Linked DNA regions of Homo sapiens: regions 1 and 2 are each linked to region 3. The links are chromatin contacts, found by Hi-C in ENCODE. All regions are on one chromosome and are shown on one strand. The core of a region is the stretch at or near the end of the contact, and the rest is flanking DNA. Distances in the headings are between cores, read along the strand shown.

Region 1 (2,700 bases), core at 35-2,534, 1.9 Mb before region 3:
CTGTCATTTTTTTCAACCAACAAGAAAGTCTATGCACAAAATAGAATACATACAACAGGCAGTCAGCAATCATCAAATAGATAAACGTTTCAAAAGGCCTTTCATGCAATGTATATTCTTCCTAATTGCTGTAAGACGTCTTTACAGTAAATAACTCCATTTTTAACGAGTTTAAAAAGAGTTAAGCTTTCTTTTTCGTTCTCATTAAAATAAGCATATGCTTTAAATTGTAAAAGAATTGAAACAAAAACATGTTGCAGGAGAGCCTGAACTAGAATCCACTACATGTCCAACGTGGAGGCAGTCTTTACTGCAATATCACACGGTCACTAAATACTTGATTCGCTATTTTTCAGTCCGGCATAAATCTTTCTCTTCGAAAAAAACAAAAAAGGCATAAACTGCTTCAAATGATTCGTTTCCCTAGACAGTACTTAAAGACAAAACCAAAAAAGGGGGTTTCTAAGCACCGTCACACGAGTGAGGCGACTCTCAGGCTGGAGGCTTTGGGCGCCAGCATCGACGCCTGCTCTCCGCGGCTACAACTCGTTGCGCGAGCCCGGGGATTCGCCGCCGGAGGTCACGAAGCCGCCGGGCAGGGCCGCAGCGCCAGCGAGGACCCAGGATCGTCCCGAGCCCGGACGCAGCCAGACAAATGCCCGTCGGAGGCGCAGGGCAGAAGTCCCTGGGACTTAGCCGCCTCCACCCCGGCGCCACGCACCAGCTTCGCCCGGGCCCAGAAGCCGGCGCCAAGGAGACTTCCAAGCCCCGACACCAAAGGTTCCGTAAAGACAACGGCAGCAGGGGGCCGAGGGGAGCCCGGCCAAGGCGTCCTGCGCAGGGGGTGGAACTGCCTTCGGGATGGGGGAGGGGAACGCCATCCCGCCATATAACGAAGGCAGAGTTTCCGTATAAAGGGAGCTCCGGTCTCTCCCGCCCTCTCCCGTTAGAAGATGCGCCCGCACGCCCGCGTCCCCTGGAGCAGTCCAGCGCCCGACCCACCCGCTCCTCCCTCACACTCACCAGTCAGTCCCCCGAGGCCCTCCCGGCCGGCCCACGCAGAGGCGGCGGCGGCCGAGAGCGCAGGCGGAGGGGCCGCGCGGTCCTTCCCGCGGACGCACGGCGGCGGGCAGCGCTGCTCCGGCCCTAGCGCTCCCGGACGCTGTGCTGGGCCGACCCCTCTCCCTCCCCGCGCGCCCCACGCCCTGAGCGCCAGGCCCCTGGCCTAGGCTCCGCGGCCGCACTGCCCTGGCCGCCACGCTCCGCGCCTGCGCCGCGCACCTCAGGGGCCCGCCGAGAGGGCGGGGAGGTGACGAGGTGAGGTGGGGGCAGGGAGCGGGCTGCGCGAACGCACCGCACACGCGGCCTGGGAGGGACCACCGGCCCGCAGCCCCGGGGGAGGCCCAGCGGCCCGCGCCCCCTGCCGGAGGCCTTGCGCCGCCGCAGTCTCCTTCTGGGCGGGGAAGAGCCCCTCCCGAGCCCCGAGGGCGATCCCACCCTCTAGGATTACTCCACGCCAGGCGGCCAGCGAATTTATCCCGCCCGCCTCCACCGCCCCTTCAAGCCCTGGGGAACTGGGAGAAACGTGGCGCGCAGCGGCACCTTTCCCACGCTGCTCCTCAAGGGAAAGGACGCGAGTGGTCTTGCCCAGGTTAGGCAAGGCAGATGGCATCTCAGACCCCGAAGTGTGCCAGCCGCCTGTTGGGGACAGAGAGGCCGAGGACCTCGTCACGGTTTTACTGAGGCCACACCAGAGAACCACCTAGGGCTAGGATGCTGCCCTCAGGGCAAGAGGGTGAAACCTGAAGACTGCGAGTCGTTGTTGAGTTTCACCCGATTCCTTGGCTCGAGAAATAGTGGAATGAATGAGGAGTTAAGGGGGACTGGACTCGACGATTTAAGTCCTTTCTCGACTTTGACTTTCTTTGAGCAGCTGTAGAAATGATTAAATTACACGAGCATAAATAAATTTGTGAACATGGTTCCATAAATGATCTCTGTGCAAGTGTGGTGATATGTTTAATTCAGTCCTTTTGACAATGAGTTGAGGTTTTTAGTCACATTTTACAAAATGGAAAAGTAAATGTGTGAGAAGCTAAAGACTGGGTCTTAATTCATTTTGGTAGCCTAAACCCCTGAGGTTCAAACGGTTAAGAGGATGACTGAGAGCCATGTGGATTATCAGGTACCCAAGGTCACTCGGATAGTTAGGGCTGCAATGATGTCTCTTTGTTCACGTCCACTGCTTTTTCTGACAACCACATGCCAATCAACCAATCAATCGCTGGAAAGTAATAATCACAGACTTTACTCTGATCCCTTCACCATCCCCCAGGAGATAAAGCTATATTTGAAAGAGACACTACTTGTTTGTGAGGCTCAGTTTTTATGACCTCCTAAGTTTTATGTGCGTACTCAGCTCAAATAAATGCTCACGAATGCTAGTATGGCCCGAATTAAAGTTCGAAGAAATGTAGAGACATTTTTAAATCCTAGAATAGTTAGTATCTAGCACAGAACCGGGAATCGGTGGAAACCACAAGGGGGTGTCATGCCACCATCTTACCATTTTGCCTTACCACATAGCCTTGTGTCCAACAAAATCTTTATATTTCAAAATGAAGTTTTACTCCAAAACATTTTGTAGTGAAAGTAAACGCACACTCTCCCCAGCATCCCACGTATTGTTTGCACTTAGAG
Region 2 (2,700 bases), core at 145-2,644, 1.5 Mb before region 3:
AGGTGATCTGCCTGCCTTGGCCTTCCAAAGTGTTGGGATTACAGGCGTGAGCTACTGTGCCCGGCCTGTCTAGATTCTTCTTGGCCTCTCTGTGCATGCATTCCTTCCTTCTGGGTGTGGGGCAAGACACTCTCTGGAATTGGGGGTGGGGTCTTATAACCTATGATTGAACAACTAGGCTAGATAGTTTCTTTATGGCAGATTTTTACATAGAAAGGTGGGAGGAAAGTTAGAGCAACATGTTCAGGTTTTATGGCTGGCTATGGGGAAAAAGGGTTCTGGTTTCTATAGCCCACTTTGGAGAAGAAGATTCCAGTTTCTATGACTAGCCTTAGGGGAGAATAAAAAGGCAAAGACAGGAGGGTAGGAAGTTAGAGGAAAAACTTTGGGTTCTGAGGCCTTTATTTTGGGATATCATTTTCTGAGCCCCAGCACTTAGTATTCAAAAAATGTAAGACTGCCTTGGTAGTGACCTTCTGGACACTGGGAACTTTCAATGAAAGATTATAGGGATTATTACTGGAATCCACCTGGAATAAGAATCTACATCCTTAAAATATTTTCTGGGAATCTGTGATCCTATGTCACTTAGTTCAGCCTTTGGAAGAATATGTCTCACGAATTTACAGAATTTACACCTTTCTCTTGTTAAGCCTTGGTAGCCAGACTTTCTGTTTGGAAGTGCCTTTTCAGATAAGACCTAAATCTCCCTTGATATATGGAGCCTCCTAGAGCCAATCTGTCTTTCCAAAGCTGAATATGAAAAGTTTCCAGGCACTGCCACGTTATTGATGACTTCCATTACCCTTTGACGACTTAAATGACAGCCCTGCTGGGGAGAAAAACAAACACAATGGAGCTTCTCTTTCTTCTCCATTTTGCAATCGTACACACTCTTCAGTCTTCTACTTTACTTTTGAAAAATGTCTGTAGTCACTTCTGTCTACTCTTTCACTTCTGAAATGATTTTGAAATTGTTTTTTTTGAGTAAACATCTGAACTCAGGGGCCCGGGACTACTGTTGGTTGGCCCAATTGACAGCCATTAATTTAGTGAACCTCTTATTCATTTCATCTATGTCCATGAAAATTACCAGCAAGTTCAGGGTCAGGAGGGTGTGTAAGCATTCATACACAGTGTGTATGTGTGTCTGTGTTGTGTTTGGTGTGTGATAGAGAACTGATTGATAACAATCGGCCCTATGATCCTCCCCTTTCTGGGTGTCCTAGAAGATGGGCTAAGGGTATGATGAGAGAGGGGTGTTGAGCTTTCCAAGTTAATGCTGTAAGTATTTATTAGAGGGGTAGATTATGGAAGAGGATAGAGTCCATATTTAGCTAGCGTCTTCAAAGAGGAACTGATACCTTCAAGTGAAAGAAAATGTGCATGTTGCCTTATAGAGGCGTTCTTCCTGGCAGGTGACATGCTGTGGCTTTTTATAGAAATGCCTAAATGTCTCAATTATTCTTGCTTTATTTAAATTTTTTCTTTCTTAAAAATAGGATAAATAATAACAGTGACTGCTTATTACAGAAGAAGGTGATTAACTAATGAATTTAAACTTACTTGAAGTTTCTGGAGAAGACTGCTTTGGAAGAAAAAGGCCTATTAGTGTTAAAACTATTAATTATCTTCTAAATAATAATTGTTTATAGATGATTATCAGTGAATTCTAGGACTTGAGCCTCTCTTCCCCCATTTAAAAAATTAAATACATATGTGCAGATTAAATATCTATGTCTTTCATACGCAGCTATCAATTTTGGAGTCCTTGTTGGGACTGGAGGTCAATAGGAGTCACCTTCTTATGGTTTTACATTACCTCTGACATTGCAGATAAATTCACAGTCAAGGAAGTGCTTTTGCAGAAGTTTTCTTAGGTCTTGCAGAAACCTAGTGAAGAACGGTGAGGATTAGCCATGGGGGTTTGGAGTTTGCCACTCCGTGACTCTGCCATTCAATGAGCTCAAGCCTCTGGTCCTGACTCATCTTGTCTGTGCTTCTCCCATCATCCCTCTGCCCCTGCCTGTGGAGAGGTTGGGGTCTGCTTTGCGCCATTGTCTCCTCACTCCCAAGTCTTATCCGTGGTGACTGGGTCTATGCCGGAGAGGAGGAGTCCTCTCATTTGAACTGTGGCATCTTAAGGCTCTATGTGACTATTTTGCAAATGTTCTTAATGATAGGTTTAGAGTTTTCTTTCTTTTCTCTTCCTATACCCTTTCCTCTTCATTTCCTATAGGGCAAAAAGAGTGAAGATAGTAAAGAGTGAATCCTATAGATTTGATTATTTTCCATTAATAATCCAACAGAGTGTGTGGCACATGGTAGATGTTCAATAGACAGCTGATAAATTAATGAATGAATAACCACACTCATATCCACACTGGAAGGTGGTGTATATGGTTGTAGAGTGTGAGCTCTGGAGTCAGACTACCTGGGTTTGAATTTCAGATTTAGTAGCTAGGAGACTTTAGGCAGGTTACTTAGTTTCTCTGCCTCAGTTTTCTTATCTGTAAAGTAGGGATAAAATTCTCTCTCTTGAATTTCTTGTGAAGAGTAAATGAGTTAGTAAGTAATAAGGGCTAAGAATAGTGCCTAATACATATTAAGTACTCAATAAATGCTATTAAAGTATATTTCCATATGTAATCTCATTTTATCCTAACAACTATTTGGTGACATAAATGAGACAGGTATTTC
Region 3 (2,700 bases), core at 5-2,504:
AAAATTAGCTGGGTGTGGTGGTGGGCGCCTGTAGTCCCAGCTACACGGGAGGCTGAGGCAGGAGAATGGCCTGAATCCGGGAGGCGGAGCTTGCAGTGAGCCAAGATCTCACCACGGCACTACAGCCTGGGTGAAAGAGTGAGACTCCATCTCAAAAAGAAAAAAACTTTTCAGTTGTGTGTGTCTGTATGAATATTTGTTTGTGTTGGTGGGTGGATGTGTGTGCATTTTGCAATATAAAATATATTTCTTTTGTTCTCATGTGGACTCGAAGGTCTCTAAGGTCTCTTTTAACTAGAAAAATTTAATAAATCTCCAAACTCTGTAGAACTGGGATTCAAAATGGCAGTAGTTGCCAATGTTCTGGTTTTATGGGGTTGGTCCATATTTTTTTTCCCAATAGAAAATAAATTAGGATTTTCCTTCATCAGTAAATAAAAATGTTAAAAGAATAAAACTAGAATCTACACTCAATCACCCAGGAAGATGAGAGGTCTGCTGGGACTGAGATTACAGAGAGAAATGAACACAGAGATCAGAGCTTGAAGCCAGCTGTGGAGCCCAGGGCCAGTGGCCCGCTTCTGCACACAGCATCCATCCATGGGAACTGAGTCAACTCATAAGGATCTAAAGAGAGCGGGGACATTGCCGGGGAGGAGGAGATGGGGGTTCCTCTCCCAGCATACACACACGCATGGCTCCCACACTCACATAAATGCACATCGAGAAGCCAGAAGATGTTGCAAGATGTGTCTGTGCGTCTCTCAAGCTTCTACAGGCTAATGAAAGCATGTTAGAGACAGAGAACAGGCCTGAGTTTCAAGCCTTCTGAAGTCTGTTTTTCACTCTGTCTCTCTTTGGCACAGAATAAGTCATTTCATTCTCCCCTCTATCCAGACAGTGAGTTAATTTACACTGACAACTATAACCAAGTTGATGAACACACCAAACATTGGTCAGTGCAGATTCTCCCTATTTGAAAACTGAAATAGGAAACTTTTATAGTTAGAAAGTGCTTTGCAAACATAAACTCAGAAAAAGAGGAACTAATCGGAGGATCTTACCTTTCGGTTCTCTAAGCGGTCACAGCCTAATGCTGCCAAATGGCTCCAGATGCTCATGTTGAGGTCCAGGCTCTCTCTCCATCTTCAGTCTCCTCCACTCACCAGGCTCCTATTAACACATTTTCTGCTCTTCAGATAGTGAAATGTGGACAGCTAGGTTTAAGCCACCAGATTCCATCGTGCTACACCGAGACCACAGCCAATCCACTTTGGCCTTCCTCACAAGTCTCCAAATCATGACCATATATGTATAAAACGCCCAGTCTCTTCCTTTGCTGCTAAAGATTGTTAGTCTCCATCATTAAGGAACTTTCTATCTCAGCCTCCAGAGGGGTACCATCACACATAGTTCTGAGGATACCTCACCATGTATGAACACAAAGCCAAGAAGGGGATCTCATCTTCTTTTTATCCTAATTGGTCTTGTGCCATAGGTTGGTACTAAGGCAACTATTTGCTTTTAGTTTAGTTGTTATTCTAGGTTATTTTCCATATAAATAATATATTAATCATTTGAACATGTGCCCTAGGAGAGTTTTGCAACTGGAACAATTCTTGAATCAAAGAAATAAATACTATAAACAAAGCATAGTTTTTCAAGTAGCTTTCCAAGGCTTGTTGCAATTAATCACAGGCTTAAGAATGCTACTCCATTATCATTCTATCAAATGCAAGCCACATGGGCTTTGTGGCCATCATCTCAAATAAATACATCTCACTCTCCTTTGTAAGTCTTCAGTATAGACAAAGGCCTCTGCTTCAGGAATTTTGATTAGCAATATGTTAATCATAATTTCCAAATAAAAAGTCTAGACACCGTTTCAAGATTAAATTTGGTCTGGTCTGATTTTGTGAATTCTTATAAAATGTCTTATCCAATCAAATTTTAGCAATCATTCTGCATTTTGATGTTAAAATAAAATTAAATTAAAATTTTAACGAAAATAATTCTGACCCTCTGAAACAATTTCAAACTTATTTTAAATTCCCCAAGTGCATTCAGTAGCAAGTAGAAATAGTCACCGTTTAGCCACCCCATTACAGTCCATCACCTCAGCATTGCCCCTAATGTGGCAAGATTTTAAAAGTATAATATTCTTCACCTTTACAGCTAAAACAACAGCACATTCACACACATCATTGTATCGAATGTGGGCTAGCATGCACACATGTGTCCCCATTAATGTATCAATTCTTCAGCCTGTGACTCATTTTTTGGTGACACATGTTTTTATTGTATTATTGACCTGAGTCATTCAGTTACTATATATCAAATACTGGACTTCTCTGTTAATTCACTGATTTGTGGAAACAATGGATCAGAATATTTGAAGCTGAGGCTGTCTCAGAAAAAGAGACATATGGTCCACGAAAGAAGCAGGCATGCCTCTGCAGGAGTGAAGGCACAACAGAAGGCATGCCCCGGGCACCAGGTCCCGAGCATCAGGGAAGGCCCAGCGCAGCTGTCAATTAAAGGAGGGAGATTCCAGTGATCCTCGCCACCATCATTACATTTGTTGAGTTCTTCTGCATGCAAGTATCATGCCAAGTATTTTCTGTGCACAATCTCATTCAACGCTCATACAAGCCCTTTGACACAGAAGCATTTACTAACCCTGTAACAGAGATGAGGAAA

The links. Hi-C counts contacts between places; a loop is a spot of excess contacts on that map. Pooled maps may share reads with other maps.
Region 1: a pooled map shows a loop between it and region 3 (3-fold over the local background). The contact joins the promoter of ZNF639 here to the promoter of LINC00578 in region 3. A Hi-C loop is called at or near these places in 2 of 37 single-sample maps with no recorded cell type and 1 of 50 pooled maps.
Region 2: a map with no recorded cell type shows a loop between it and region 3 (6-fold over the local background). The contact joins the enhancer-like site here to the promoter of LINC00578 in region 3. A Hi-C loop is called at or near these places in 4 of 37 single-sample maps with no recorded cell type and 3 of 50 pooled maps.

Annotation. Positions count from the first base shown.
Region 1 is chr3:179,321,615-179,324,314 of GRCh38, reverse strand. ZNF639 (zinc finger protein 639) reads right to left here and starts at 1,284. Exons shown (of 6, transcript NM_001303426.2): 1 at 1,024-1,284. RefSeq lists an enhancer at 325-374 and silencers at 945-1,084, 1,115-1,554.
Region 2 is chr3:178,967,850-178,970,549 of GRCh38, reverse strand. All of the region lies in intron 1 of LOC124906307 (a long non-coding RNA gene), which reads left to right. Among named protein-coding and RNA genes, the nearest start is that of ZMAT3, 100 kb to the left of the region's middle. Within about 2 kb of position 1,394, at least 3 of the 41 ENCODE cell types and tissues checked have a DNase peak (open chromatin) inside an H3K27ac peak, as active enhancers do.
Region 3 is chr3:177,440,475-177,443,174 of GRCh38, reverse strand. LINC00578 (long intergenic non-protein coding RNA 578) reads right to left here and starts at 1,254. Exons shown (of 4, transcript NR_047568.1): 1 at 1,065-1,254. RefSeq lists an enhancer at 1,227-1,356.